4 separate regions of the Mus musculus genome follow, and regions 1, 2 and 4 are each linked to region 3. A link is a loop called in an ENCODE intact Hi-C map of the cell type or tissue named here. Cell type or tissue: left cerebral cortex. All regions are shown on one strand.

Region 1 (8,000 bases), 360 kb before region 3:
TAAGCAACTTCTCATTTAGTTTTTTCCTTATATAAATATTCAAAGGGCTGGTAAATGCTAACCCACCTTTCAGCCCCCCCACCCCCAATCAAGGCAGCAGCCTAACATTTCAGAGCAAAGGCTATGGGAAACCCCACTACTCACCTAGGGTCCTAAAGTGAAGCCGGAGGCTGCTGTGTGAAGGTGGCTGGTTCTTCTTGTGCACAAAAAGTTGGGCAGGCTCAGTCAGCATTCATTGGTAGAGGATCTTCTGCTGGGTGGGAAGCTCCTTCTCAGCTGTGGAAATGATTTCAAAAGTGAAAGACTGAGGGTAAGCAAGGCTGGGAGAACTGTATATAAGGGGTCTGGCAGGGAGGGGCAGAGGAGGGGAATGTGGAGGAAGGGAAATTGGTCATGCTTCCCTGGAGAAATACTTCATCACCTAGTCACCCTTTGCTCTTAGACAGGGGGGTGGGGGCAGAAATCAGTCCCTCAGGTGAGATGAAACCTGGCTTCTCTGAACTGCAGTTCCTACATCTACAAAATTGTATTTTTAAAGTATCAAAACACCATGCCTAGTGGTACATACCTCTCATCCCAGCACTTGGAAGGTAGAAGCAAGAGGATCTTTGGTTCAAGGTCACTCTTGGCTAGTGAGTTCATGACCAATCTGAATTATAGCTCCTGTCTAAATAAAAAAGAAAGAAAAAAAAGGTCTGACCTACTTTTCCTAGAAAAAAGATATAAAAAGCAATACATGAGTACTTTGTATATTCTCTACACATGTAAACATACAATTACTATGCAAAATATACCAGCCTGTTTTATTGTATACTGCCAAAATCATTGAATAATTATGTCTGTTTGCAATGAGACATTAGCCCAGAGGCTAAGGCTAGCCCATAAATAAATATCTTCCTTTAATCCTCAGAACCAGGAGGTTTAGGGAGTTTCTGACTTGCAACCACCCACAGTCTCCAGGGTTACAATCACCCCAAGTATATCTCTCCTTAAGAACTAGGAAGAAATAATGTGTGCATGGACAGGCCTACAAATATGGGGGATCCCAGTTCTCTGGTAAGCTAGTCTGGGCCTAGACTGCACAATAGAAGCACCTATGTAAGCAAGAGAGAGACCTGACCAACTGTATCTCCAGCTAGCAAGGTGCTCAGGCAAGGGCTGAAGCCACACATCTCCAAAGACACACCCAGAGCCTGGGGATGCAGAATGATTGCCTTTAAAACACACAAGGAGCAGGAGAAAGCACAGACAGCCCAGTCACAGAAACCCAGGATATACTAGCCCCTCGTGGGAGAGAGCATTGATCCTGAGAGCAATACAGACTGAAGGGGGCAGTGGAGGGGTAGGGGTAGCTTCATTTAGCACTTGCTGTGAATATCTTCCCATGTCCCGGAGGAACACAGTGGATTCTGAACTCAAAGATCAGCAATCTGCAATCTGAGGCCAGATCCAACAGGTAGTGTAACTGCTACAAACAGCTTACGTTTTTTAAAAAAAATAGCCTTGCATTTTAAAAAAAAAAATGGCAACACAAATCAGAAGAAAAATATTTTGCGACAGTTGAAGAAAAGATATGTGAAGTTCAGGTTTCAAATATGATTAGTAGGACACAGTCACACATGGCCCAGCTGCTCTGATGCTACAGCAGAGGTTAAATAGCAGCCAGTGAGACCAGAAAGCCTAAAGCATCTATTCTGTGGCTCTTCTAAGAAGGTTTACTGCACTATGCTAGAAATCAACCTCCTGCACAGTCTAAGCATCCTTAGGCCTGGGTTCAGGCAAAAGATCTGGGGAGCAAAGTAACACAAGAGACAGGATAATATCACCCAGCTCAGAGAAGAAGGGACAGGACATGGCACAGACTGTTGGCAGAGCAGGGGCCAGGGCTTATTCTGCATTGACAGCGCCATCCTTTTCTTCATGGCACTCATGATGCCCTGCTTTATGTGTTATGCTTGGCCAGCAGCCTGCTCTGCTATTGCTGTGACAAGCTTGATTCCTCCTGTTTCTGGGGGTGCTGAGTGTCACACTCTTGCCAAAGGCAAGACACTCCACCACACTCCTTTCCTCGCCATTGGGATACCTGTCTTCCTCCTGTCACAACAATTCAATAATTATGCCCTAGTTGTGATAAAATCCACACAGCCCAGAAGCTAAAGCTAGGCCATAATTTCCTTTCCACCCATCCTTACATCATTCCTAAAACCCACTTTCCACTTTAGAGAAAGAAGCCAGGTTAAGAAGTCGGGCAATAGACAAAGAGAAGGCAGAAGCAACCAGACAGCCATAGCAGGAAGCTAAGAAGCAAGGGAGCCCCACGCCAGCTGCAGCTCTAACCATCTAATGGACTGGGAGGGTTAGCTGACAGACTTGACACACAGGGCTGGTTCTCGGGCAGACTGGGTAGTGGCAGAAGGCCCCAGGCATGGCTCTGTCTGATGAAGGGGGAATGTGATTCTGATAGTGAGTCTCAGGTGAAGGGAGACAGAAGAGAAAACAGAGACCCAGCCCCAAATGCCCAGATTCCGACTCTGGGCTCCAGCGGCAGCAGCCCTGGCTTCCTTGTGCGAGCTGTTCAGATCCTCCTTCATCTTTGTCCTCATTGTCATAGCAGAGTCCCCAGGGGGCTCTGGAGACAGAGCAGCGCACAGTCTTGTCCCCGAGTGTGATCCACGAGCAAGCTCCAACACTGTTGATGGAACCACACGGTGCCAAGACTTTCCTGAAGCTGCTGAGTCAGAGCACTCATTCCTTTTTTTTAAAACTATTTTTTTAATTAGGTATTTTCCTTGTTTACATTTCCAATGCTATCCCAAAAGTCCCCCATACCCACCCCCCCAATCCCCTACCCACCCATTCCCCCTTTTTGGCCCTGGCGTTCCCCTGTACTGGGGCATATAAAGTTTGCGTGTCCAAAGGGCCTCTCTTTCCAGTGATGGCTGTCTAGGCCATCTTTTGATACATATGCAGCTAGAGACAAGAGCTCTGGGGTACTGCTTAGTTCATATTGTTGTTCCACCTATAGGGTTGCAGATCTCTTTAGCTCCTTGGGTACTTTCTCTAGCTCCTCCATTGGGAGCCCTGTGATCCATCCAATAGCTGACTGTGAGCATCCACTTCTATGTTTGCTAGGCCCCGGCATAGTCTCACAAGAGACAGCTATATCTGGGTCCTTACAGCAAAATCTTGCTAGTGTATGCAATGGTGTCAGTATTTGGAAGCTGATTATGGGATGGATCCCTGGATATGGCAATCACTAGATGGTCCATCCTTTCGTCACAGCTCCAAATTTTGTCTCTGTAACTCCTTCCGTGGGTGTTTTGTTCCCATTTCTAGGATTCAATGCAATCCCCATCAAAATTCCAACTTAATTCTTCAACGAATTAGAAAGAGCACTCATTTCTAAGAGATACCTAAGGTGGTTCTCGTCACATTGTGAGAGATGAACATAGAAAGCATCGGAAGGACTTGTCCCAGTGTCTTCCATGTGGAAACCATCTTAGGGCCGAGTCAAGGGAAAAAGAACTAAAGCAGAAACTCTCAGTGGACAATTTTGTCATCGGGGTTCTGTGGGCAATGTTTGAGGACAGTTTTTAGTTGTACCTAGCTGGTGGGTACTGCTGAGATGTAGTGGAATGGGCAGGCTGGGAGTGTGGCTGAGATTCTGCAGAAAGAATGATGTCACCCAAAACATCATTAGTGCTGCCCTCGGAGCTCTGCAGAGGCTGGCCGTAGAAAGTAAGAACATTAGATATGAAGTCTATTCCCATTTCATTCCTCCTCCAAGTTCCTCTTAACCAGCAACAGAGGAGAAAAGTCTCAGCCACTGTGGATCTGAGTCTCTCTCTGCGGCAAGAAGCAAGCAAAAGCTGATAAATGTAAACCGCCCCCTTCTCCGTGGGTGAAAAACTTTGCCCTGCAGGAGAGAAGTAGTAAGCATGTTAATTAGGATTCTTTGAAAGCCAAAAGAAAGGAGAAAGTCACATCATCATTTTTCTTTCAATGATTTGAGCTTAATCTTTGTTTTATTTTTTGTTTGTTTGTTTGTTTTATTTTTTTGTTTTGGGGGGGTTGGTGTTTGTTTGTTTGTTTGTTTGTTTTTAGACAGGGTTTCTCTGTGTAGCCCTGGCTGTCCTGGAACTCACTCTGTAGACCAGGCTGGCCTCGAACTCAGAAATCTGCCTGCCTCCCAAATGCTGGGATTAAAGATGTGCCCACCACGCCCGGCTTTAATCTTTGTTTTAAGATAGTGTTCCCCACTGACAGGGAAAAGTCTTATGGTAATAGGTGTGGGATACCCAGGGCACGAAGTCATCTGGACTTCTGTTCAACCTCTCCTCTGCTCTCCCCTCCCCTCTCTTCCTCTCTCCTTCCCTCCTCTCCCATACCCTCCCCTACCTTACCTTACCCTACCCTACCCTCCTCTCCACTGTTCTCTGCTCCCCTCTCCTCTCTTTCTAAATAAAGTTTCACTAAGGTCCCCAGACTGGCCTTAAACTCTGAATGCTTCTACATCAGGTTCCCAAATGCTAGAATTACCATGGTAACAGTTGTGTGACGTGCTCCAAAAAGGCAAATCTACAGGGGCAGAGAACAGACTCGTCGCCCAGGGCTGGAGATTAGGATAGAGTGGATGTGGGAATGTGACCGAATGCTAAGGAGTACACTGCTTCTGTCCTAAGGTTAGAGCACAGTGATGGCTACACAACTCTAAATATGTTTTAAAATGACCAAAGCCTACACGGTGACAGGTGACCACAGGGGCCACCCCCAAGGTTGCTTTTTCTAAAGAATAGGTATAGGAATCAAGGGAGGGAAGGAGAGAGAGAGAGAAGGGAGGGAGGGAGGGAGGGAGTTAGGGAGGGAGGGAGGGAGGGAGGGAGGGAGAGAGGGAGGGAAGGAAGATACGAAGGAAGGAAGGAAGGAAGGAAGGAAGGAAGGAAGGAAGGAAGGAAGGAAGGAAGGAAGGAGAAAAGGAAAGAGAGAAGGAAGGAGAGAGGGAGAAAGTGTCAATGGAAATAAATATATCTCATTCCCATAATCACTAGGATGAGTGGGGAGAAAAATGCCAATTTTTCCCCTTGTGTCCTGCCCGTTCTCTCTCACTACAAGTAGTTTTTAGATTCTCAGGAAGCATTGGTTCCCAGATCCTATGGACAACAGCTGTTCGTTTTTCTATCATCAGTGTCATCCTTCAAGTCCCGAGTTTTATCCATCTCAGAAGTCCCTTCCGGAGTAACAGTTTAGTCAGCACTGTTGGATGAACAAATGTCATATAACTGATGTGACCTCACTCCTCTGACACACACTCTCAAGTCACGACTGTCTTTTTTACAACACTGAGATAGGCCTTGGGATGGGGCCTGCCTATGCATGCACCTCTAGGGAGGAAGGAAGAGGGGTTGGCAATTTTGTTCCTCACTGAGGGCCCATGACTCAATCCTTCTGAAGGACTTGGAATTAGACACACTCCCTGGTAGGTAGACGGATAGGGAGAGAGGCCATGACTCAATAATAAAGGTGGCAAACTTCCAAGATGGCTGGCTTCTTCCTCACTCTCCTGACCTGAGACAAAAGCCTGGCAGCTTAGCCTTTTCTTCTCCCAGTAGTCCCCCAGCTGATGGACTGGCTCAGCAGGTTCAAGGCCAGGTGAGGACACAGTTACTCAACAGTTATGAGCCAATCAGCCAGCCTGTCATTTTCAAATTGACCAACCCTAAGTTAGGAGTGGAAGAACCTTCAGAGACATTAAAACCCAGCTCTGGGGAAGAGACGGGGTTTTCTTACTTCCCCAGTCCTTGTTTGCTTTACAGAGGGTCTTTGCTGTGGGAGCCAGCTATATGTCTCTGTTTCCGCACCCCCAATAAACATCTTCCTTCAACTGCTGGTTCTAGTTGTTCCCCTCTGCCGAGTGCCTTTTTTCCCTGCAGCTACATGCCTTTTAGTTCTTGAGCTGGCAGAAAAAAGAAATCCACACAAGATCCCAGACAGCGATACTTCATGCCCCTGCAATGAAGCTTTCTTGAAAGCCTCAAAGGGGAGGGGTTCCGGGAAGGTCCTGGTGGTGACACCCCGGGGCCACTGAAGTCAGTGTGCTCAGACAGCCCCTGGAGACTCTGAGCACCCTCCCCCGTGCCTCCTCCCTGTGTATCTCTTCCACTTAGCAGTTACAGAATTATGAACTGGTGATCTAGTAAATAAACTGTTTTCCTGCTTTCTGTGAGTAATTCCAGAAAAACAAAACAAAACAAAACAAAAAGCCGAAAAACTGGAGAAAAAAAAAAAAAAGGTCATAATGAGAACCTTCAATTTTTGGTATTGGCTCAGAAGCAGAATGGAGTCGTAGCCTGGGCTTGTAAATGGCAGCTGAAAGGAGGGAGGGCCCTGATCAGAGGGGCCTAGCTTGGGAAGGTTTATATTCACTGTCTACCTGACAGGACCTCTAATCACCTAGGAGGTAAGCCTCCAAGCACACATGTGAAGGCTGAGTTAACCTCTGAACACACCCATGAGAAAGTATCCTGTTTGGGTTAAGTTAGGTGAAAACATCACTGCTGAAACTGGACTGCAGAGAAAAGGAGACAAGTAGTTGTGTGTGAGCATCATTGCTCTAGTTGTGTGTGAGCATCCGTTGCTCTAGTAGTGTGGGAGCATCCGTTGCTCTCTGCTTGCTGTCTGTGGCTGTAAAAAGATCAGCTGCCTCAACCTCCTGCACTCCTGGCTTTCACACTCTGATGGACTTGGAAACAAAATAAACTCCCTTTCCTCCGAGCTGTTCACTTTCCCAATCGGTGGAAGCTGTCCTTCTGTGTTACGCCTGAGGTTGCAACATCCAGCTCAGTAAAAAGGATCTTTTCAAGCCGACTCTCGATCCTTACAGTAGAGCAGAGTGAACCAGAAAATAAAGGGGAGACTGTGGAGGTGCTGAGGCAGTCGGGATGGTCGACCTGGGTAACTTTGTGCAACTGTGTTTCAGACTTTAACCAAAGGATACATTTTAAGGTTTCCTATTCCCATGAATGTGTAAGAAACATTGTACTTGATCCCACGGGTTTATATATTTCTTCTTTTTAGATGGGCAGGAAAAGCTATATATCATCATTGCATTGAAGTTCCATATGGCAGTGTGATTGTAAGACCAAGAAGATTCTAGAAATGCATGCCATTCCGGTTGGAGCAATGCGCAGTTCCCCTGACCTCTCCTGCCCTGCTCTCACTGCGTTGGTATCCTAGAGGATAGGAGCACTTCCTCACCCCCAGTCCTGAGTATTCAAAACAAGTCACATCCCTTGCCACTGGCGGCCACACGCATAAGAAAAACCAGACATCATTTTGTTGTAATAAGCTACTGAACAAGATTAGTGATAGTCACTGCAGCATCAGTTGCCCTAAGCTAATGAGGGCAGAAAGAGTGTCAGAGGGGAGAAGGCCTAAAATATCTTTTGAGCATCTAAGTGGATTTCAACTCTGAATTTAGATTGCTGTGAGCAATGCATCAGACGATTCAAACTACAGATCTGAGCTCTGTCGGAGTTGAGCCTATATTTCTGCATGCTGTTAACAGAGGCTGTTGTGAGTCAGAGATTCTCAACTCCTCCTTTAATGATAAGCACTGGTTTCTCCTGGAGAAACCACCCACTTGTGGTAGCTCGGGGACTGGGACTGGCGCGGAGGTTTGACTGTGGCCCCATAGGCTACGTACATTTAAATGGAACTGTTTGATAGGATTAGGAGGATTAAGAGGTCTGGCCTTCTTGAAGGAAGAGTGTCACAGAGGGTCACCTGACCTAGGATTGGTCTCTGTCTGTCTCTCTCTCTGCCTCTCTGTCTCTGTCTCTGTCTCTGTCTGTCTCTCTCTCTCTCTCTCTCTCTCTCTCTCTCTCTCTCTCTCTCTCTCTCTTTCTCTCTCTGCTTGCAGGCCAGAATGTAGCTCTCAGCTACTATACAGCTGCCGTGATGATAAATCTTAGCAAGTGCTCAGTGTGACAATCAGCAGCATG
Region 2 (8,000 bases), 130 kb before region 3:
ACTGATTAGGGATGTGAGAGGAAAGAATTTCCCAGGAGCACTTGCTTCGAAGTTCTGAAAAGGTTACAGGCATCCTGATCTTGTTTTATAAATAACCTGAGTAAAGCCGGGTGCACGCCTTTAACCCCTTGTACTGGCTGGTTTTGTGTGTCAACTTGACACAGCTGGAGTTATCACAGAGATAGGAGCTTCAGTTGAGGAAATGCCTCCATGAGATCCAACTGTAAGGCATTTTCTCAATTAGTGATCAAGGGGGAAAGGCCCCTGTGGGTGGGACCATCTCTGGGCTGGTAGTCTTAGGTTCTATAAGAGAGCAGGCTGAGCAAGCCAGGAGAAGCAAACCAGTAAAGAACATCCCTCCATGGCTTCTGCATCAGCTCCTGCTTTCTGACCTGCTTGAGTTCCAGTCCTGAATTCCTTGGTGATGAACAGCAGTATGGAAGTGTAAGCCGAATAAACCCTTTCCTCCCCAACTGCTTCTTGGCCGTGATGTTTGTGCAAGAATAGAAACCCTGACTAAGACAGGTGCACATCTAAATATCATGTCTTCTGCCCCTTTCATGAGTCTGGAGACAGATGTGGGAGGTTTCGTTTAGAATGTAAGAGAAATAGTCATGCCAGTGACTGGGAAGGAGGCAGGGGAATTCAATAGAATACAGCAATGAACAAACCACACCTCCACCCAGCAGAAAAGAAACCTTTTTTTTTTTTCATATTTAATCAACACAAATGAGGTCATGGCTCAGAAAATGGGGAGCATTCTTAGTTCTTAGGAACTGATGCCCCAGAAAAGGAGCCAATAGGAAAGGAAACCAAGCTGTCTCTGGTATTCTCAGAGGAAGGGAGGGAAGAAGGGATGGAGGAAGGGAGGAAGGAAGACCTAGTACTACTGAATTTCCTTCTCTAAAGTAAAGAATCTCTGTGCCATAAGGTGTCCCCATCTGTGACTTAACCCAAACAACCAAACAAGCCAAGTGATTAGCAAGGGCCAACATTAGCATTTGAACCCAAATCTTTCTGGCTCCAAATGCATGCCCTTTGGCATCTCTTTATGACCAAGGACAGCCAGAGTCTCTTTTCTGGGGACAGCTCTCTATTTGTACAGACAGATGCCCTCCTTTATATGGAGTAGCAAATTTCTGTCTGGCCCAGAGCTAGGGTATAAAGATTAGCTGTGGCTCTGCTGTGGAAAGGGATGATATCGACCCCTACAGATGTTGTGACTGCAGGACAGTGAAGAGGCCACAGCCTTGCCTGTTGTTAGGATCTGGAGAAGCCTGGAGTGTGGTGTGGTGGCCACCAATTATCTGCTCAAGGCACCAAGAAATTACAGAGTGACTCCAGCAGTTTCTCATACAGACTTAAGCTGAAGACAGGCCTTGTACAGTTTCTGTGGAGAATAGATGAAACTTCTAGAGACAGGGCATCCTGAGAGCTGCACAACTCTGTGCTACTCAGGGCAGATTCGTGCCCTGTAAAACAACGATAAAGCTCATGTTATATGTTTTGCTATAGCAAAAAAGAAAAAAATGTTGAAAGTAACCTCAAAAATTAACTTTAAAATTTGTATTACATTTGTATCTATTTCTTGTGTGTGTGTGTATGTGTGCATACAAATACGGACATACATAAGCCACAGGTGCACATACATGAGCCACAGCACACATGTGGAGTTAGAAAACAGCTTTCTGGGATCTATTCTCTCCTTCTATCCTATGGGATAGATGGGATCAAATTCACGTTGTCAGGTTTGGCAGCAAGTGCCTTAACCTACAAGCCATCTCAACAACCTGAAGTCAATGCTTTAAAACTTGTAATATACTATGCAATTCTACTTTCAAACATACGCCTACTGGAGAGGGGAGTGGAGTGGGGGGGGGAGCATGGGACGGAAGGTGGGGGAGGGGACACTAAGAAAGGGGAGAGAGGAAAGAAGGGGAGATGAAGAGGGAGGGGGAAGGAAGGGGGAGGAGGAAAGGGGGAGGAGGGGAGGAAGGTATGGGAGGGTGGGGAAGGAGAAGAGGGGTGGGAAGGAGGGGAGGGAGAAGAATGAGAGGAGGGAAGAAAAAGGAAGGGGGAAGACAAAGGAGGCAGGAGGATGAGGGGAGGAGGAGTGAGCAGGGAAACGGGGAAGAAGAGGAGCAGAGGGGAGGACTCTCTGCCATTTCTGGTGCCTGAAAGCAATAGCTAGACCTTGGTCTGCAAGCTCAAAAACAAAAGAAACTCAGCCACAGAGTGTCTACCTAAAGGAGAACATGAATTGGTTCCACAGGGTTGTTTCTCATCCATGGCACCCAGTATCTGGCAGATACAGGATTCCATCTAGTGAGAAGTCTAAGGACAAACCTCCAGGATGAGGATGGCTCTGTGGTTGTAAGAACCATGGCAAGTGGGCACAGACATCTTGGAGTGTCTTCACAGTTTATGTGCCACAATCCCAGGTCCCTCGTCCTTTCCTGACAGCCAACCTTGGACAGCCGGTAAAGTAATGCGTGATCGGGTTGAAAGAAGGCTGTCACCCAGGAGGAGCATGGAGTACAGGACCAGGCATGAATGCCAGAGATGCTGGCTTTGAGCAGAGAAGACCACTCCCTGGCATCAGGACCAAAAGCAGAGCTCTCGGTCAGTGGTTAATATCCTTCCTCCCAGCCTCCCCAGAGCATGGGTATGGAATCTAGCAATTCTTCAGGTTCCAGCTAAGCTGCACGAAGGTGTTACAAAAGGCCATTTCTTCTCCTTGGAGGAGAGCCAAAAGGAAAAGTGACACACACAGCCTTCATCCTGGAGTCAATGAAATCATAGCTCACATGAGCCTGCAAAATGAGAAAAATGCCCTTGGCTTGGGACTAACCATCAATGAGGGGCGGAGGGGGAAAAGAAGGGAAGAAAGGGGGAGGGGAAACTAGAAAGAGCTGAGATCGATCCTTAATTCACACATCAGGCTCATATTCGTTTGTTTGGAGTTTTGGGAACAAACTGTATCACATAGAGAATGGCTGAATAAACTAATGAAGTGCGTCTGGTAAGCTTATCCCTATGTGCACCACCAGGGGGAGCACTTGTTCCACACCGCTGGTCTTTTATGCACTATGAAGCCGCTGGTTAAGGGCATAAATTCTGGGTTCTAAGGGCCTTTTTTTTTTTTTTTTTTTTTTTTTTTTTTAAAGATTTATTTATTTATTATATGTAAGTACACTGCAGCTGTCTTCAGACACTCCAGAAGAGGACATCAGATCTTGTTACAGATGGTTGTGAGCCACCATGTGGTTGCTGGGATTTGAACTCTGGACCTTCGGAAGAGCAGTCGGGTGCTCTTACCCACTGAGCCATCTCACCAGCCCTCTAAGGGCCTTTTAACACCACCACCACCACCACCCCTTTTGTCCAAGAGCTGCCTGATTTTACTTTGTGCACGTCACCCTGTTTTCAGATAAGGAAAATATCTGACCCCGGGGAACTGGCAGTTTCTCCCACTCTTAAGGGCTCCAGAAATAGAGTCCTCACCTCACTTGGCGGCAATCCCAACCCTTTCTTGCTGTGGGATGTTTCCTGTCCACAGACCCCTAAGACGGGAGCTAGACAAGCAGGTGCCTCCACAGGGACCACACATTCGAGCCTGAGGAGGAAGTAGCCTGCTTTCCCGAGGCCTGGAGCCTCTTCTCTGCCCCTGCCCCAGCCGCAGACCCCCTACCAACCCTCCTCACCCACCAGCTCTCCCCAGTGCCTGGCCAGCACCTAGGAGCAACAGCCAGACTGTGGTCCCCGCAGGCTGCAGCGTGCCTTTGTCTGGGCTCACAAAAACCACATTTAGAACCGACTCCCACTTCTGATGCCCCCAGCGCATCTGTCTTTGCTTCGTTCCATCTGGCGATCTCAGAGGAATGGCTAATTAAATTGAAATGAGCTGGCCTATTTTTAGTGTTCTTCAGCTATCAGGCCTGGGGGGAATAGCCACAACGTTTGGAAAAGAACACCAGGAAGACTGAAAATCTCTGGAGCTGCATGCTGTTTCTAGGATTATCAGCTCCCAAGTCCCACCTGCCTCGGCAGGGTCCATCCGGTTCTCCTGTTGTCCTGTTTGAGGATGGGGCCAAAGTTGGAGGAAGGACGCTATGATTTAGATACAGCTTAGGTGTGGCACCTCCTGTGTTGCGAGTCTAGTAAGGTAACGGGCGGGCGCCGAGACCTTGAGAGAGTGCACTTGGATCACTGATGCTGTGTCTTCAGCTGCTTTCACAAACCCCTCATTTGGTCTAGTGTGAGGTCATTATGAACAGGCAAGACGAGCCTCGGCCCTAGGTGCTGTCTAATCAATACATCTCTCTGTCTCAAAGTCACAACTGTAATGGAGCTAACTCACCCAGGAGTGTCAGCCAGAAGCTCAACATACAACACTGCCCTGCTCCCTGACTTACAGCTCCCCCATTTATAAAGTTCACAGCCTCCCTCATTTTCCTATAGTACCTGAAAGTGACTAGTAAACAGGCTTCCTGGGTGCTCTTGATCCACCTCATCCTAGAACCAGAGACACATTCAGCTCAGTGAGCCTTGACAGCTTGATGCCAAGTCAGAGCTGTGATGAGCTTTAGATGACAACAGGTTTGTGCAGAGAGGAGGTGAGGAAGGGGAGGTGAGAGGTGGGGTGTGGTAGAGGTGAGGATGGGGAGGTGAGAGGTGGGGGGTGTGGTAGAGGTGAGGATGGGGAGGTGAGAGGTGGGGGGTGTGGTAGAGGTGAGGATGGGGAGGTGAGAGGTGGGGGGTGTGGTAGAGGTGAGGAAGGGGAGGTGAGAGGTGGGGGGTGTGGTAGAGGTGAGGATGGGGAGGTGAGAGGTGGGGGGTGTGGTAGAGGTGAGGATGGGGAGGTGAGAGGTGGGGGGTGTGGTAGAGGTGAGGATGGGGAGGTGAGAGGTGGGGGTGTGGTAGAGGTGAGGAGGGAGAAGAGAGAGGTGGGGTATGTGGTAGAAGTGAGGATGGGGAGGTGAGAGGTGGAGGTGTGGTAGAGGTGAGGAGGGGGGGTAAGAGGTGGGGTATGTGGTAGAAGTGAGGATGGGGAGGTGAGAGGTGGATCCCATCCCAGGTCCTGGATGGTACTTGTGCAAACATTGCTTCCTGCTAGTGAATTGGAAAAGCCATCCCTCTACTGCCACGTTAGGACCCCCTCTGGTTCCTTGTCTGCACAACCGACGTGCTCCTTACTTGGAGGTATGTTGTTTGATGCAAGCTAAACCCCTCTCCAGCTTCTCTTCCTCCTGCGTCCTCTGCTCTGGCCACTCTTTGTCACATTTTTAAAGTTTTGTTATTTGGTTTAATTGCACACATACACTGGGGAGGGGGTCTTTGTGGGTGTACAGTCACGTGAGAGATGGTGACCCTGAGGCCAGAGGCACCGGAACTTGAGTTTTAGGAGGTTGTGAGCTGTCTGACACGAGGAATTGAAGACCAGTCCTCAGCAAGAACAGTACACCCTCTTAAACCCTGAGCCTTCTCTGCAGCTCCGGAGCGTTTTTTTTTGCTTTTTGCTGTTCCTACACATTTCAAGTTGTGTGTCAGGAATTCCCTTCCTTGCATGACAAATCCTTCTCGTTAAGGGCACTACTCGGCAGTCACCTGCCTGAGGCTATTAGTCACTCCCGCCTCTGTGGTTTTCTAAAAGTTTGCTCAGACTAATATTAGACCTTATCAAACACATCCGACTTCTATGCCTACGTGGGATAAGGGCTTGCTGCGAGTGGGAGGTGTGTTCAGCCCATGGAGCTGAACTTCCCAGGCTTATGAATCCAGTGAATTCTTACTGTTGCGTGAAGATGAGAGAAAGTGAAATCGGGTTCTTTATTCTTCTGGGTCCCCACACAGCCCAAAGACGGCAGGGCCTCCTTCCTCCACCAGAGTGAAGCTTTGGCGAGTGGGCAGCCCTCTCTTACATCCTCACCCACAGCCAGGGCTCCTCAGGATTCCAACAAACTCTCTCTCTTCCTTATGTGCTTGGCCCTTGGGCGCATCAGGGTGCCTATTTTTTTTAAGATTTATCTTATTTCTATCTATGTGTGTGTGTGTATCTGTGGACACACTCAAACACTGTACACACACAGGTACATGCATTTGTGTGTCAGTGCCAGAGAAGACCAGAAGAGGGAGTCAGGCCCCTGGCATTATAAGCCAACGTGAGCCACCCAATGTGGATGCCAACACAGGTGCCAGGAGGAGAACTCTGTTCCTCTTTGAGAGCAGCAAGTCACCAGCTGTCACCCCTCCAGCCCCTTCACTATTCCTTAAGGGTTTCCTATCCTGGTCCACATTCTATAGTCTCTGAGCTGCCCCCTCTTAGGGATTAGGCCCAGTATCTACAGGGCATCTTCCACACTCTACCCAGCTCCATTCCACAGACTCCACATAACCTGCTCCATACCATCCATGGGCCCTCCCTTGCCTCTGACAAGTTTATTGATTATACCCCAGGACCTCGTGTCCCTCAGTCTGCCTATGTCCCAGACCTCCACTTAACCCTTAAATCTCCAACTCAAGAAAACAGGCATTTGTCCCTAGCCTTAGACACAATCTCCATGAAGTGTTAGAATAGTTCCTAAAATATCAAATTATTCTTTTCCTCTCCTTCAATACTTTCCTTGCCAGATACATATGCAAACATCAGGGATTTGACCGTTACATTTGTTTTGTTTGGATTTTTGATGGGAAAGTGGGGCGAAGGCCCAGTCTAACTTGAAAAATCCAACCTTCTGGTAAGGAACTGGACAATGGGCCCTGACTTTTCATGCGTGACCTCTGTGCTAGCCATGGCTCCTTTAAAAAATACACACACACACACACACACACACACACACATATATATACATATATATATATATATGTACACCTTAGCTGTCTTCAGACACACCAGAAGAGGGTGTCAGATCCCATTACAAATGGTCGTGAGCCACCATGTGGTTGCTGGGACTTGAGATCGGGACCTTCAGATGTGCAGTCAGAGCTATTACCCGCTGAGCCATCTCGCCAGCCCTAGCCATGGCTCCTTGAATCTACTGCAGCACTGCCCCCTTGCTCTCGGCCTTCCGTTCCATAAGGCTCATCACCCTGTAGAGAGCAGCTTCTCTGTCTCTCCGAGACCTCCAGCCACTATCCAGCCAACCCACCGCGTGCAGGGCAACGCACAGCATGCTGGCATTCCTGAGGTGCGTGGCTCTTGCCAGGAGGAACCCAGCAGTGGGCCTCTGTTCCCAAGGCTCCTTCCCCAGCAGCTCAGTGAACCCCGGACGAGGGCTTCAGCTTTTGAAATCATTTAACCTAGTTCCGGGTCTTCAGTACAAAGACTGAAGATAACACCTCCTGGGAGCCTCTCACGGTGAGCTGTCCTAGATTCCCTAAAGAGGTAGGCTGAAAACAGAGGCCCAGAAAGAGAAGTGTCCACCATCCTGAGGCCCAGGAGGGGCCAGAGAAGGCGAGAGTGTCCATTTGCTGAAGATAGGTTCTGACATTCTGAGCTGGGTGTTGGGAGGGCCGACAGGAATGTAACAGGGGGCAAAGCCAGGACAGAATAGTGTGTGCGTCCATGCGTGCGTGCGTATGTTGGTATTACAAAAACAACTGCCCTGGCCAAATTAAGATTTGGTCATGGAACTTTTAAGTTGCCTAAATTACCACAGTTGATCCGCATTGCCCTCACTCATGTTAGCATTGTCTCCTGGTGCCAGCCTGCACTAGCTTTGAGCCGATCCCACCAGCAAGCTCCCTCCCTGACCTGAGTTGCTCTTTCTCACTATATTTCTTGCCCCCCTCCACCCCATAAAGAAGGACCGGCACCCTCACTTGTGAGGTTTCTCACGCTTGAAGAGTCATCTGAGCTGGGAGGTTCCCAGAGCGTTCTTTAACCAGCCTCTCCCCACAGAGCTGGCCTCCAGGCAGGACACACAGTGCCATCATGTCCTGCTGGCTTCTTCTCAAACCAACTGGCAGGGTGGGGCTTTCTCTCCATTTAAGCCCCATTT
Region 3 (8,000 bases):
TGCACACCAAAACTGTCTCAACTTTCTCTTGGTCAGCCGAACACTCACGGTTAGTTAAATATTAAAAAAAACCAAACAAACAGAGATTCCTTTCTGTGGCCTTCCTGACTTCAGTTCTGCTGCCTCTTTGGTGTTCAGGCATCTCTGGCTGGTAGGAAATCGACTACTCAGGGGCCACAGGAACCCAAGAAAGTGAAAGGACCTCAGCAAGTCGCAGGCCAGTGGGGATGCCTTGTGGAAGGAAACGGCAGGGAGGACACTATTTCCCAAGTGCTGGAAACTATTTAGGGACGGAGCAAGGGAAATAAACAACTCTCATGTGGTATGAGGATGCTCATTTCGTCATGGAGTACTGCACAGATACCCACAGAATCCTGCCAACACAGCATCATTGCTAACCAGAAGAATATCACAAACTCAGAGTAAAGCTGACAGTCCCTCAAAGTCTAAACAAGCGGGAATTGCAACAAGCATATTCTCACAGACAGTGCAGCTTCTGGAATTTGAGCCTTAGTAGATCCATAACAGTGAATCCACTGCCTCATCCTCTGTGTCCAGGGCTAGTGGGTACTGCAAAGCACTCAGGAACACGGAGGGAGATAAAGCTAGCAGCGGGCCCAGAGGTAAGTTGCACTGGATTCGTCTGCAGGTCAGCAGCATTTACAAGGAACAGCAGCCCGTGCACAGGACTCTACATGCCCAGCCTTCTCCTTAACAGGCACCTGTATGGGGGATGCTCATGGTAGGAAGAATAGTCCCCCTTTTTCCTTTCACATATTCTGGAGCGGCTGAGGGGGAGCTGTTATGGGCTAGAGTGAGGGTAGTAGTGCTAGCTGCTGCTGTCCAGTGTTGCAGTCTGAAGGAGGCAACAGAGGATGGCCCTTTACCAAAAGATGTGACTGTAATCCATGTCCACAGATGATTGCCGGAAGCTGTCATTGCACTGCGTGCTTCATATGTTCAAAGGAGCTACGTAAACACACGGGTATGAGTATCCTCTGGCAACAGCAGATCCCTGGGTTGGTGGGGAGGAGACTTATACAGGGATACAGACTCACCATTGGCGAGAGGTAATGATAAGCCCTAAAAAGAGCGCAGACTTGCTCAGAAACTCTCTATACTGGTGCCCAGTGTTACAGTAAGATTGGGAGAAGCCAGCAGGCCAGTGGGGATGCCTTGTGGAAGGAAGGAACTGGCGGGGAGCTTAGTGATTTTAGGGCTGGAAGGCGGGTGCAGGGGGACAGGAGGAGGAAGAGGAGGCCACGAGGCACAGTCACACACTGGAGCAGAGTATAGAGCGTTGAGCCAGGTGTGGAGGGCTGAGGAGGCCTCAGGTGCAGGTGACCTTGGCATCTTTCAGCCTCACAGCCTGCTTCCATTCAAAGCCTAACCAGGCTTCCCATGCCAACAGCTCCCTAGGAGGAAGAGCCTGAGAGAACCTGAGGTGACCACCGAGTCATCTCCCCATTAACCCTAATAAGTGTCAAATACTCACTTCGTTGTCAATATCACTACCTCATTTTTAAAACTCACAACTAAAGGAAGAAGAGGGTGTGCGTAAGACACAATGACCTTGTGGAGAGCCATCAGTCCCAACCTACAAACAAGCTTGTTTACGCGCACGGGGGAGAAGGCTCAAACCCGTCTGAGGATACGTAACTGTACACATACAACTACCTCTGGTCAGTGGGCAGCCATTAAAGGATGCCAGGCAGTGACAGCAGCTGTCTCCAAAGGTAACCTGCCTAAAAGTTCGGACTGGCCACAAAAGGCAATGGCCTCCTCTCCCGGGCTCAGAGCCCTTCACCTCGCGCACCTTCCCCGCCCTCACTCACTAGCGCAGCGCAGCGCCTGCCGCAGCACCTCTCGTCCGCACAGGTCACACCAGCCCGGACCGCCCCGCAGCGCCAGTTCCACGAAACGGTGCCCCTCGCCTCTCTCGGCCAAGACGCGGGGATCCTGCGGCTGCTCGAAGATGCTCCTCACGTCGCGGGGTCGGTGTGACCCAGGTCGCAGCCGCAGTCTCGGCTGCAGACCGGGCCGGACAGGGCGAGCGTGTCGGCAGTCTCGGGGCGTGGGTTCGGGGTCCCTCCGGCCACTCCTCCTGCCACCGCGATCCTCTGACGCCCCGGCCGCGGGGATCAGGGCCGTGGGGATGCAGCGGCGCGGCCGGGCGGGAGGTGGCGGCTCGGTGCCACCCAGACTCTGCAGATACCGCGGCGGCTCGGGATCTAGGAGCAGCGGGTAGGGACGTTGCCCGATGGCCGGGGAAGCCATGGCCAAGGCCCGCAGGCGGCGGCAGCTACCGAGCCTGGCCAACAGAAGGGGCGGCTCCGGTCGAGCGCGCTTTTAAAGGGCCCGCAGCCCGCGGGCGGGGCGGGGCGGGGCGGAGCCCACCGAGAGGCCGGAAGGGCAACACGCGTGACTGCGGGTCGGAGCCGCGTGGATTTAGGAGTGACTCGGCGACTAGGCGGTGGTGAAGGTCCGAGCACCCGAGAGGCTTCGCGAGCTCGGTAGGCGCCGGCTCCTGCGCCTGTCTTCAGCTCTGCCCCGTCCCCTCTGGGCGTCTCCCAGGGCGCCCTAACACCGGCGGGGCGGGGAGCAGGTGGGAAGGCAGGGCTTTGGCAACCTGGTGTGGCCCCGGGACAGGAGCTAGCCCGCCGCTGTCAGTAAGGCGGCCCGCGGATTCTCCGAGCTGCCCGTGGGAAGCTGGCTACATCAGCTCTCTCCCTTCTCACCTCTGCTACATAGACTGCCCCTCCCCGAAGACTGGGATTAGAGTGACTGGTGATCCTTGGTGATCCGGTGATCATGAGAGACCTCTCTGTGCCCCATGGGTGGACAGGAACTTTCCTCCCGAATTACGCCCCTCCCCCCTTAGTTGCTGGAGTAATCACTGCGGAAATGAATGCCAATCCCTTACACACCTCCTTTGGTATGGAAGGTCCACCTGAGCAGGGGCGCAGGGTGGAGAAGTCCGCATCCTACCAGCACCAAGGGGTGCGCCATAGGTTCCTGTCTGGCTTAAGGTTATGTCGCCACCATCTTGAAAATCCTAATTCTTAACCCGGCCTATTCTTTTTGCACTGGGTCTTGAAAATTATGTAATGGTAATAACTAGTGGGCCTGTCCACAGTGCCGTCTCAAGGGATAGAGAACAGGTGGGACTGTGGATTTTCGAACCTGTGCCCGGTCGGTCGGTCGTAGGCTAGCAAGGGTCCTGGGCCCTCTACAGGCTGGTTTTGTAGCTGCAGGCGCCTTTGCTCTTTCCAGTTCTGCGGTTCTGACTTAGGCCTAGCTCACATTCCCGCCTCCCCCTGCCCCCCTTAAATTACAGGTTTGATTGATTTAGTGGCAGCCACCAGCAAGCAACTATGGGAATAGAGTCACTGCACCAAATTCAAAAATTCTGTATTTTGGGTCTCAACAAACCACTGGTAGAAATATTGGGGGAGGGGCATGTCTATAGTGAACATGTACACACTCTTTCTCCTTACTTATTAAATAATACTGGATAGCAATGATTCATATACACTTTCACAGTACCGGTGTTTAATATAGGCGGGGTTAAAATGCATAGGTTCTCTCTGCACACAAGCTACCTTATAAAAGGGATGAGAACCCTCAGGTTAGAGTATTGGGAGCAATAATGTATGTATAGAATGTGTGGGGATTCTGAAACCAGACCTGGAATTGTCTATAAATTCGCCTACATTTTAATCTCCAGGGTTCTTTCCCGGCTAGTGATGGGTCTCCCCCTAGTGTCTGGCTGGGGAATCCTCACTTTCACTTTTCCTCTCGAAGGTAAATTTAGGCAATGGCTAAAAGTCCAGTGACCAGGGAATCCCCAGCCTTCCCTGCTCCACAGCCTCTCTCCCCACCCCCACCCCCGCACCCCTCCCCCAAGTGGTGGTAATCAGAATCCTGCTCCTTTCAAGTGGGTGGCAGAGGAAAAGTTCCTGGTCTCTGGGCCTCGTTTTATTCACTGGTTTCTGGGGAGTGGAAAGAAGGACTCCAAACTGATAAAGTTATGATAAGGCGGTGGGCACAGAGGCCACCACTCTGCCCCTCCACCCTTCCTCTTGCTCTCTTTACATCCGTGCTCCAAGCTTTGGAGGCCAGCCAACCCTAGAGGGCTTTTAAAATCACAGCTTGCTGGCAAGTTCCTGTGTCAGTAAGTCTGGGCTAGGATGCTAGACTTGTATTTCTAGCATGTTCCCATAGTAGCATTTGTGCTGATGGTCCACTGTGAGAACTATTGCTCTAGAGCCATAGCAGAGTGGAGGGAAAGGACCTGCCTGTTCCAGAGCTGGGTTCCTTGTAACTGAGAGAGCCCAGCAGGAACTCTTCCTTGGCACTTTCTCCCAAAGTGTGATGGGGGAAGTGCAGCCTGGCTTTATACTCTTTTCCTCCTCCTCTCTAGGGTATCTGCAAGCAGCTCTCTGGCTTCTTGCAGAAACCTGTATTGCATGTAAAAGTTTGCTTTGTTTCTACCCTGTGTCTATTCATCTTCACAAGGTTGGAAACTTGTACCTCTCAGGGGTGCCATCTTTTGGGTACGACCGGGGACAGAGACCAGCTTGAGTGTGGGGTGATGGTTTGGTGTGTAAGTAACAGGATTCTGGTAACACACAGCCCTGGGAGGCCAGTTCTGAGACACTATTTATGAATAATAGCCAACAGCCATCATCTCTGTCCTTCCCTCGCCCAAGCATTCCAAGGGTCTGTCGTTTGTGGCTGACTTCGATTCCCTGGCTGAGAAGGCTCCTGTGAGGACACCAGTGTCAACTGTCATAGACTGAGGCTGGCTGGGACAGTTAGGTGTGCAGCATCCCCAGCATGGGGCTACATAGAAGACACTCTGGTTTGGTTTTCCTGTGGCTCTGATTTGATGGAGCAGTGATGGCTGCTTCCAGAGCTGATGGGGAAATGACATGGAGCCAGAGCTCCTGGGATGAACACAGATGATGTGGATGGAGATAGTATAATGCCATGTCATGTGACCCACCCAAAACTTTCTCAACTTTATCTTAAGATCCATCTCTCTGAGACAAAAAAAAAAGTTCAGGGTGGGGGAGTAACTATCCCCCAACCTCAATAGGTATGGGACTCACCTCTTTAATCTTTTCCAATCCAGTCCCCTCCCATGTCCCATGATAGAACATCTCCTTCTCCTTCCAATACACACACACACACACACACACACACACACACACACACACACTCCTCCTCCAGGGAAGAAGTGGGGAAAAAAATCACCAAATCACTCAAACCCCTGTAGTTCAGGTAGAGAGACATCACCTGGGGTGATGGGTGCCGGGCCAGCGGCATCTTTGACTTTGTCCTTGGTCACCAGGCTTCGAGGTCTCACCACATCTGCTGGAACATCTACTGGGAGGTTTTGTTTTGCTTGTTTTGCTTTGCTCCTTAGCAGATCATCTTGGCTCAGTGTGGGGTGGGTCACTTTTCCCAGCTGTGACTCATTCCAGGAGAGAGGACATGTTGCTTTTATTTGTGACCAAGGGGAAGGAGTATGGTCAAGGCTGCTTCAGAGGTGGTCCGATAACATGTTATTTCCCCTGTTGGGTGAGTTATTTCAAGACTGTCCCCCAACCTCTCCCCTAACCTCTCCCCCAACCCCAGCCCCTAGCAAGAAAGAGAAGGAGAAGACAGACATAGCCTGATTTTCCAAGGGGGAAAGCAAGCTTTGCTTTTATCTGACTCTGAAGCATTTGAAGCTGCTTAAAGTCTCTGAAGGTTTTCGGAAGCTCTGGGGATATTGGTAGTCACACATAGGATTACTATGTCAGTCAGGATAAGTGATGTTGCAAATGCAGCCCCATATCTCAGTGCATCAGACAACAGAGACCTCTTTCTCACTTATGCCCCATGTACAGGACGACAAGCACTCGCAAGAGTCTCTCAGGACTCCTGCAGATCCCAGACACCATATCTAATACGGCCAGTCACTGTGCCAGGAGGAAATGGAGAAATCCCTGCTGATCCTCACTGGAGCTTAAAAATCTTGGTCGCTTCCATTCACAGGTCACAGACCATCCTACACAGGGAGAGCCGGCAGCAACTCCTCACTGTGAGCTCAGAGTCGGAGAAGAGCCGGGGTGGGGTAGCTGACCATCGGCACTGATAGCCTCTGCAGTCCTCAGGGACACAGAGCGGTTATTAATTTCTTAAGCCAGGTACTCCTCTAAGATCCACTGCGTATTAGGTGCTTGTTCAGGCACTGGAGGTCTGGCAGAGACACACAGTCATCAAGCTTGCTCTCTAGTGGGAGAGGCACACAATAAGCCATAGGTGGGATGCCTGTATACCAGGACTTGAGTGGTTTTGAAAACAAATGCAGCATTTTTAGGAGACAGACGGTGAGGCGGTTTTGTATCAGATTAGCCCACTGGGTCTCAACCCTCCTAATGCTGAGACCCCTTCATACAGTTCTTCATGCTGTGGTGATCCCCAGACACAAAATTATCCTTGTTGCTATGTCATAACCGTAATTTGCTACTGTCATAGATCATAATGTAAACACTTACATTTTCCCAGTGGTCTTTGGGGGTCACGACCCACAGGTTGAGAACTACTGGATTAGACAGCCAGGCTCTTTCCTAGATTTATCTAAACAGAGTTAAATGGAGAAAAGCCCGTGTCTGTGAGCAATAATGTTCCAGGCAGCAGATGCGCCAGTCTCTAAGCATTCCCCAAATCTATGAATACAAATGTGCCCAAACATTCTCACACCCTACCAGCATGATGTCTGACGACTGGCTTATATTTTATAAGAGATTTTGATTAATATGACACATGAAGCACAGAAAATGGGTCTGAAGCCGTGGAAGGTAAGACTGTGTGATCCTTGTACAAAATTTGAGGGAGATGCCTAAGGCCTTCTTCTTCCTGCTTAGGCTACGCACTACACAGAAGGCTCAGTCTCCACGAGAAGGGGGGTCTCTTGCAACTTTCAGTGGCAGGTGTGTGTGTGTGGGGGGGTGACACCTCACATTGCTAGAGAACAGTAAATCTGTGAGGGTCTCTGGTAAAATGCAAAATGGCCAGCGTCCCTACTTTATAGATTAGAAACCAGAGGCACGGGATCATGTGACTGACACAGAGCTCCTAGCCTGGATTCCAGACCATTCAAACCTATGTATTGGTCTTTGCACTGCCTGCTGGGATGGGAAGGGCTGGTGAATAAAACTGGTGTGAATACAAGTGCACAGTGAAGAGTCAGAATCCGTATCCAGTGTTCTTCCCATATGACTCTATTTCCTTGGTGAGGTCCAGGTGTCAGGTCCTGCACCCCAGGGTCATCCCAGGGTCACCCATCACTCTTATCTGTATCCCTACTATCTCCACCCTCCTAATGGGAGTTGCAGGTGACCTTTGATTTGCCCCCTCCCTTGGGTCTTGTTGCTCTTTCTGACCCTCTTCTCTCTGCAGGGCAAATAGGAGGTGCTGGGTCCAATAGAATGAGCACAGTTGTAGGCTCATAACCAACGTCTGGTCCAAGGCATGTTTTCTAAGCCACGAAATGATGCTCTAGGGATATCGGAAGGAAGGCACCCTGAGACCTTCAGGGCTATGGGTAAAGAGGAGGGGACTTAGCAGTATGAGCAAATCCTTCACGGCGCTGAGCACTGCGGTGAATTTGCTGCATCCAGATGCTTCGGATGGGCCAGAGAGGGGGCCTGGATAAGCGCCATTGTGCATTCTCAGGCATGACTTTAAAAAGTTCTCTGCTTATTTTGTGTATGAGCAGAGGTCACAGGACAGTTTGTAGTGGTGCAGGATGGGTTCTCCTCTTCCATCAACCCTGTCACCAAATGCTTCTGCTCCCCAGGGAGTTTTCTCTGCCCTTGACAGTACTTAGGGACAAAAGTGTGTGTGTGTGTGTGTGTGTGTGTGTGTGTGTGTGTGTGCGTGCTCTGAAAAGTGTTGTTAGGCTGGGGCAGCAGGTTCATGGTGACTCCTCCATCTGCGTATTGTCA
Region 4 (8,000 bases), 190 kb before region 3:
GCAAAACGAGGCAAAGACTCAGTCCTTGGGCCTCCCCTGAACTCACCCACATAGTATGGTGTATAACACGGAGTGGTCAAAGAGTTGTGACTGGTGGTTTCCTTGGCAAAGCCAAAATCAGTGAGTTTCAAAATGGCATTGGGCCTTTTGGAAGTATATAAGAGGTTCTCAGGCTGTGGAGAGAGACATGAGTGGATAAGATCCCTGTGGAAATGCTGAGGAACCCAAGTGGGAAGGACTGTGCCTTCCGTTCATCCGCTCAACCACTGCATCCATCCAGCCCCTCTGCAGCGGGCAGCGTGAAGGCATCGGCTCCCTGCTACAGAGACTGCCGCGTGGAGCCATGGGGACTCCTGTTGACTCAGAAATCCATGTGTGGGACGGTGAGGTGCTGACGAGCAGCCACAGGCTGAGTGCAACCAAACTGAGCTTCACTACCAAGTTTGTGGTCCCCTGTCCCAAGCCCCACAAGCCACAGACTGGGCTGCAGACCCATCCTACGCTGACAGACCAGGCAGTCAGGGAGCATGGGGTTTATATAAGCAGGTGTCACCTTGACATCCCGGTGAGCAATGTTGATCGAGTGCAGGTACTGGATGGCCTCGCCGATGCTCTTCATGATCTCTGACGCCTCTGCAGACGAGAGAGAAAACCCGAGCTGGAGGTCTGAAAGCTCAGACACCAACCTGCTGACGCAGCCCCAGTCTCCCACACCCACCAACTCATCAGACACACAAAGGAGCTAGGAGCTGACCCTGCCATGGCTAAGGGAGAGAGGCCCATGGCCAGCAGTGAGCCTGAGAAGGCAACACCCTCCCCCACTCCTGTGACAGGGCCCTTCAAAGAGCCTACAGTTGCCTACTGCTGTGCACACAAAGCCACTGCCACAGCAGACCCTCTCTACCTCTTTCTGTGAATGCCTGGTCTCCTCGGTCCTGGATTCGACTAAAGAGCTCTCCACCATCGAGACTGAAAGGAAAAAAAAAAAAAAAAAAAGGTACAGTGAAAGATCTGTCAACCAGCATGTCACCCCACCCCCACGCATTCCACTGCCCCCAAAGGAAGCCAGATGCTGATATCCCAAGCTTCAAGATCCATAGTGGGCTGTCTGCAGAGGCAGAGGCACCTCATCATGGCATGGGGATAGGATGGTCAGAACCCTGCAGGCTACTTACCACTCCATGACAATCAGCAGGCACTTCCTCCCGGCATACAGGTTCTCATAGACATCCACGATGTGCACAATGTGTGGGCACTGGGAGGCCCTCCAGTGCAGCTCCACCTCTCTGCGCGCCTTCGGACAGTCCTGGAGCATCTGCAAGGCCAACACCTCCTGAGTGACACAGGGCTACGAGAAACAGCTGGCCCCACCAACACTACAAATGTTTTCTTTCTTTTTCTTTCTCTCTCTCTCTCTCTCTCTCTCTCTCTCTCTCTCTCTCTCTCTCTCCTTTCTCTCTCCCCCCCCCAAGGTCACTCTCACAGCATCTTCCCCAACCTCTCCCCTTCCAGGACCCTAAGATGACTCTAATCACTCAACACAACACTTCAGCTTGACTCTCCAGAGCCTGAACAGGAAGCTGAGACAACTCTCATTCCATCAGCTAAGAGCATGAAGTCTACAGAAGGAGAGGCAGCAGTTAAGTATTGGAGGACAGTGTCCCACGGAGTCAGAACAAAAGGAACCACTTCAAGGACAAGAAAGGGAGCGACTCCAGAATCCTCAGGGACAGAAACTTCAAACCTATAGCAGACTCAGCCCGGTGGTCTCTGGAGTCAGCCCGATGCTGATTGGGACCCTGCTGCTTGCCAGAGTTGCAGCCTTGAGCCACACTCATGTCCCTTCTTGCTCCTGGGACTGGGTGTCCAGGAGCATGAAGTCAAGCTGGACCCTCATCAGCCTTAAAAGGCCGGATTCTGGTCAGTCTAAGCCAGCTACTTGTTTCCGCCCTTTAGCTACTGACTAGCTTAAGAACAAGCCTAATGTCCAAATGGCCCAGAAGAACTTTGATGGCAATTTACTGAGAGACAATCACAGAAAGAGCACAGGACCAACACTGTCTCCAGCACCTGGCAGCTAGGAGCATGCTGTCACCATGGTCCCAGTAAAGGGTCTGGCCACAGAGCAGTGAGAAGCCAGTGAGAGACAGCAGCTCCCAGGATCCCTGGGACATCACCAAGCAGCCTGTTTCCTGCCAGGCACAACCAGGAGACAAGGCAAGAAAGTGGGGATTCAGGGCCGACTGTGGCTCCTCAATGAAACCAGGGAGTGTGACCCTGCTTCCAAAGCAAAACAAATAAATAAATGGAAAATGTTCCTGATTGTTTAAACTCTTTTAGGAGAATTCCATTGTTAGAACCAAAGGCATCCTAACAGACCTCTGCTTTGTACAGTGGAGTAGCCACTTTTGCTCACAGCTATGCTATGAGGGTTAAACTGTGCTCAGTAGGAACAGCTATCATTTTTACTAGAATGCCTGCTCAATGCAGGGCACAGAAGCCAAAATCTGTAAGACAAAGACCTGAACAGATCTACCCATACATCACACTCTCCAACAGCTCTGGACATTCTGCAGTCTGAGCTGGCAGGGAAACAGGCCAGAGAGCAGACGGACAAGCAGGCAGCAGGCAGGCGCGGGGGGCCTTCGATAAGGTGGAGACTGGGCACTGACTAGAATGAGGCCAATGTGGACAAGCAGGGAGACCAAGAAGAGAGCTGAGGTCTGGGAAGTGGGGTCAGACAGCCAGAGACAAGCTCGGAATCCCCACCAATAACACTAATGTGCTTTCAGGCTATAGTCACGTTGACCCATTTCAGAGAGTAGCCTGCCCAAGGCTAAACTCCTAGGATGACAGCCACAGCCTGCATCAGGCCTGACAGACAAATTCCAAGTCTTTCCACCCTATCACTCAGAGTCTAAGAAACTGTCAGAGGCTGAAACTTCTCAAAGTGGCTTCAAAGAGGCAACTTCTCAAGCAGAAACCCACAAAGAAGACAGCTATCTCCCATGTGCTTTGTGTCACACTGCCACCTTGTGGTCAAATGAGAGCATGGCACAAGCTTGTATGGGGTTGGGGTGGGGGGTGGGGGTCACGGGGTGTGCATTTTTATTTTCCCATGTTGTAGGAGGAACAGAAAGAGACACTGGCCAATTCCATGTGCACATAATCAAGTAGTGACTGAACTTCTACTGTAGACCACGCATGGCACTGAACATCAAAACCAAAACAGACTGACAATCGGAAATGCCAGGCTAGTGCAGCAGGACAGATACCCACCGGAGGCAGGCACTGGAAAGATTCATAATTCAAGTCTCTCTTCCATTCTCCACCACAGTACAGAACAAAAGTAAAAAGAATCCCATGGGGGAACCCACACCCTCACTCTGCCTCCACATCCGAGGGCAGGAGATAGATATCAGAGATGAACACCCTGGGGAGCTGTTGGGCCCCACGTTCAGGCCACGATGCCAAAGTAGACAAAATCGTAAAGACAACAGACAGTGCAGGCAAGCGTTCTGAGGAAAGTTGATCCGTAGACTGCACACTGGGTTTGGGATCCAAGAACACAGCTGTCTTAGGATCACTGCTATCCACAGCCGGGGTTCGTCCATGGCACTGGGAGGGTCAGGTTCCACCTCACAGACAGGAGTGTTAGGGCCAGCATACTCAACAGTTCCAGCTGAAGTGGGGTCATCCTTCCTGGCAAATACATGTCCAGTAGTGCCACACCCATACTCCCAGCACTTGTGGCCCGGCAGGAGGAGTTCTCTGCCAGCCTGGGCAATATAGCAAGTCCAAGGCCAGCCTGGACTATAGAGAGACCAGCTTATAAACGCAACAAAAACAAAGAAGCTCTACATAAGGTTCTCTTCTCTTAAGCTAAAACCAACACTTTCCATACTGATGCCTTCTCTCCACAGGTGAAATAAAGTTTGATTTCTTTAATCAAATCCCTCCTCTCTCTTCCTTCACCTAGTAGTAAATGTATTTTCAAGCTCTCTCCTCCAGGGAAAATTTCTGGAGTGTGGCAACTGCCTTACTATCTAAACTGTGTCCCCCCTGCACCTCCACAGTGGGACAGGTGGGTGCATGCACTTGCTGCAGGCAGGCCTCTCTCCTCCAGGTGAAGTCAACTGGATAAAGACTAGGAAAATCTCAATCCTTAGAGAAAACTAAAATTTTACAGGAAAACAAGTAACTGAGATGAACTTCATTAGGTTTTATCCTCTAGAAACTTGGCTAGGTTGGGCAGATTAGGGATAACTATGAGAAGCCTTGATTTTTACAATACGTATAGAGGTTTTAGTGGGGTTTTGTTTGAGATAGGGCCTCCTGTATACCCAGTGTTATCAGACCTTCACTGGTTATGAATACTAATTGAAGCTATGGAAGGCCTTCATAGCAGGCAGGCGGGCGGGTTAACATCAAAGAGCGGGGCCATGAGGTGCCACAGACACTTGTAGACAAGTGTAGCATACAGAACACTGGAGAGAAAAAGCAAGAATGCACGGATCTCAAGTACATGGCTAAGTAAAGACAGACAAGAGAGGTGGCCTGAGCCATCCAGGCAGAGAGGTGACAGGAAGCTGCTAGCACACCCCAGCTGAGGAAGAGCTGGGCAGCCAGGAGGGTCACATGGGAAAGGTCTCATTCCCACAGTGCAGAGAGGACACTGGAGAACAAAGGGCTCAGGACCTTCGCTCTGGGGGATGGACTTTCCTACAAAGAAAAAAACCACAGCATTGAGAGAAGGTGTACCTGGAAGGAACTGAAATCCATGATACCCATGCTAAGCCTCGAACCAATTCTGTGCCTTGACTCAGCCCTATATGGTGTCTCTGAAATGCTCTTGCAGAAAAGGTCGAAAGATGTGTGTTCCAAACTAAGGTACACAGGCCAAGGAGGCCTGAAAGGCATGCAGGGTTCAGGATCAGGTCATGGAGCCCACAACCCAGGGAGGAAGTTTTAGGTAGGGTCAGTGAGGGAGGTGTGGGAATTGTGCACAGGATTAAAAACAGGGGCCCTAGACTCTGGTTGTACACCTTTGACCCCCTTACCTGCCCTCCAGGAGATCTTCCATCATGGGGTCTCCTGAAAAGATAGTCTAAGTCAACCCAAAAGCCAAAGAGGAAAGAACAGAGAGGAGCCTGGTCCTATGGCATGACATGAGGACAATAGGAGCAACAAATAAGCTGCCCCCACATACTTTATACCTCAGAGACCTCACACACTGGAAAACGAGGGAGGGGGCTCTGAACTCCACTGAGAGTGGGGATCCTAACCCCTGGTGCCTCCCATCTTCTCATGTGCTGAACAGGCCCATGACAGGCCTGAGGGGGCAGCCTATTAAACACATGTAACAAGGACAAGAATGCACACTAGCAAGACCAGCTTGGCACACGACAGGCACCACACCAGGGTTCTGCTATTATTACTCGGCTGCTATTCCTGTACATCAGTTCCCCTGAGGTGGGCAGCTGGAATCCCAGGCACACCCACTTCCCTCAGGGGTTATTCATAGCCCTAGACACCAGGCAGTGGGGACCCAGGATATGGTGCAGCCTTGAGTTTCCCTCTACACACCACTTAAAAGGGACAGCTGGAGCGGGGATGTGCCGAGTCCGACTTGGTGCCAAGAGTGATGCACAAGTCCAATTCAGGCACCAAGTGCGCTGCTGTGTTGTTAAACAAGACCTCTACATTCCCAGGAGGCAGCTGGGGGCCTGGAGGAAAGCCCTGTGTGGGGCACCAACTCACCACTCCCTTAAGCCAGGCCACAGTCCCTCTTTCTGGACCACAAATGCTTCTTTTGTACCACATGGATGCCTCAAAGCTTTTCAGGGTAAAAGGAAAGGAGGACCTGGAGCCACTGTAGGCAAGTCTCAGCAACCTCTTTCGTGAACATTCAAGTAGCAGGCATAGCTTATGGTTGGAGTTCTCCAAATTAAATGTCTAAGTATTTCCAATGTGTCATCTCACCTGGCTCAACCCTCTGGAAGGGAGCATCCTATTTTATAAATGAGGTCCTCCATTATGGAGTAATCTTTCCATAGGATTCTCCAGCCAGCTGTGGCAGGACTGGAATATGAAACCCATGTAAGTAGCACTTCCTCCCAGACACCTAGACACACACCTCTGCAGGCCTCTCCTAAGCGCTCAGTCCCCAGCCGAGAACCAGCTCACTCTCCCAGGGTGCAGGCCTGAGGTCCCAGTCGTCACCCTTCCCCACTCCAGGAAGGAGTAGAGTAGACTGGACCTGCCCAGCCACTGCCTCACTCACTCCAGCTCCATCCATTCCTATCCTAGCACCATCCGCAGCTCTTCCCAGGGAGAGGTGAAATGCCACACCTCCTCAATGCTCCGCCGCTCCTTCCAGCACGAAGCCTGGAGTGGTGGAGCTTCCATACACAACACAGAGAAGCTAACTTGATTTTAGTTGGATAACTGTAAACCGAGAAAGGCCTGGGGAAGTCACGGAGCTTTGACACCAATACATACTGTCCTTACATCATTTGCTATTTCCAACAGATCCTCAAGGGTCCACACCCATAGATCCAAGGCCAGAGAGGGTCCTAGGGACGAAACACACAGAATGCCTTCATTCTGAAAAAAATCTAGAATGCTCAATGTCAGGTTAAAATGGAGAGCATTAAAAAAATACAGCATCAGATCCCAACCATGGGAATTAATTATACTGTAAAGAGATATACTCGTGCTCGCACGCGCGCACACACACACACACACACACATATACACACACAAGATGCTGCTTACAGAAGCAGCCACGGTGATGAGGGAATCTCAACTCCCAGAACCACTGGCAGATGCCCACAGGCTAGAAAGACAGACCACACTTCTCTCTGTGCTCATCCATCCCTGCTCCAGAGCACAGGAGATGACAGCGGATGTGTGTTCATTTAATTAGTCATAGAGATAAAGGAGCATGCCGCCACCTCTGCTAGAGTAGAGCTCAATGGGAGTGGCAGATGAGCCTCCCTAGAGACTGATCTCAACATAACAGCAGCCACGGAGCCTACACTCCTCAGAAGGCAGACAGACAATGCACACGGAAGGACTGCAGCAGCCCTACATGCTGGTACTTGTACGCATTTCATACATTCTACCAGGAAGTCAAAGTCAACTCTCTCCTTGTTACTGAGTTTTATAACTAGAATGGGGGCTAAGGCTCTACCCAAAGTAACACTGACAATGAGGAATCCTAGTACCAAAAGCCATAAACACCCTCGCCACACTACCCAGAAGCGACCTTCACTAAGGGTGACTCTCCGTGCTGTGCCCCACCATGCTCTGGAACCACCAGAAAGGCAGTGGCAAAGGACTGAGGCTCAACAAAAGGTCACCCTGTAAATGACAAATTTTTCAGAGTTGCCACACAGGATGGATAAATGCTAACTGAATCCTAGCAAAGATCATCCGTCCAACACAAAAATGACCGAAGGTGGTTTAGCGAAACAGAAACAGTGACGGCCAAGTTAAAAGGCCTGCTGCAACTCGTACAGAGAGGACTTATGAAAAGAGCCAATAACTGCGCTGGCTGACAAAACTTTCACATCTGAACAAACTCCTAGACTTCTAGAGATTCAGGAAACAAATTCTCACTCAGGACTGAAAGAACTCTGATTGGGAGAAAGCTGGCCATACCTATCAAAGCTATCTCAGATCCAACAGTGGCCCAACAAACGCTTTTCTTTCAGCACCTCGATGGCAGGAAGCCTACTAGAACCCAAATGTCTACAAGCAAAGAGGCTGTAAAGACGTGAAGCCAGTTGTGGGTCAGAGCATGGCGCTCTCATCGAGAGAACAAGGTGGCCTCTTGGCTGTCACCACTGGGAGAGCACACAAGGATCCTGGTGACGCCCCGGCTATGTTCAACATCCTCAACTTAAATGAAACTGCATTTGCACTTCATAAATCCTCAAGACAAGATGCAAACACGCCAAACATTAATTTAGGTTTATTATAAACGGGAAGTATTA

The links. Hi-C counts contacts between places; a loop is a spot of excess contacts. Peaks named below come from ENCODE experiments on the same cell type or tissue, not always from the same donor. Only the 100,000 strongest peaks of a DNase experiment are listed, where the experiment ranks them.
Region 1: it touches region 3 in a loop (6-fold over the local background); 2 of 42 quality-filtered maps call a loop at or near these places.
Region 2: a loop joins it to region 3, with 6 times the contacts of the local background. A loop is called at or near these places in 20 of 42 quality-filtered maps.
Region 4: a loop joins it to region 3, with 2.5 times the contacts of the local background. A loop is called at or near these places in 2 of 42 quality-filtered maps.

The regions. Positions count from the first base shown.
Region 1 is chr1:130,887,108-130,895,107 of GRCm38, forward strand. It overlaps Il24 (interleukin 24), which reads right to left and starts at 304. Exons shown (of 6, transcript NM_053095.2): 1 at 145-304. The coding sequence starts at 232. In left cerebral cortex, no CTCF peak of the experiment used is centred here; DNase peaks (open chromatin) are centred at 3,853 and 7,554.
Region 2 is chr1:131,113,087-131,121,086 of GRCm38, forward strand. Gm51643 (a long non-coding RNA gene) reads left to right here. Exons shown (of 2, transcript XR_003947991.1): 2 at 2,464-2,821. Among named protein-coding and RNA genes, the nearest start is that of Gm51643, 4.3 kb to the left of the region's middle. In left cerebral cortex, CTCF peaks have their summits at 3,030 (motif pointing right) and 6,116 (motif pointing right); DNase peaks (open chromatin) are centred at 3,052, 3,844, 5,707 and 6,099; H3K27ac peaks cover 2,832 bases.
Region 3 is chr1:131,242,854-131,250,853 of GRCm38, forward strand. It overlaps Rassf5 (Ras association (RalGDS/AF-6) domain family member 5), which reads right to left and starts at 2,325. Exons shown (of 6, transcript NM_018750.4): 1 at 1,836-2,325. The coding sequence starts at 2,277. It overlaps Gm28913 (a long non-coding RNA gene), which reads left to right and starts at 2,237. Exons shown (of 3, transcript XR_878525.3): 1 at 2,237-2,513. In left cerebral cortex, CTCF peaks have their summits at 2,271, 3,226 (motif pointing left) and 3,763 (motif pointing left); DNase peaks (open chromatin) are centred at 1,110, 1,858, 2,523, 3,249 and 2 more places; H3K4me3 peaks cover 3,617 bases; H3K27ac peaks cover 2,453 bases.
Region 4 is chr1:131,057,448-131,065,447 of GRCm38, forward strand. It overlaps Mapkapk2 (MAP kinase-activated protein kinase 2), which reads right to left. Exons shown (of 10, transcript NM_008551.2): 2 at 1,176-1,315; 3 at 905-969; 4 at 554-633; 5 at 47-173. Among named protein-coding and RNA genes, the nearest start is that of Mapkapk2, 36 kb to the right of the region's middle. In left cerebral cortex, CTCF peaks have their summits at 3,027 (motif pointing left) and 5,405; DNase peaks (open chromatin) are centred at 395, 3,025 and 5,588.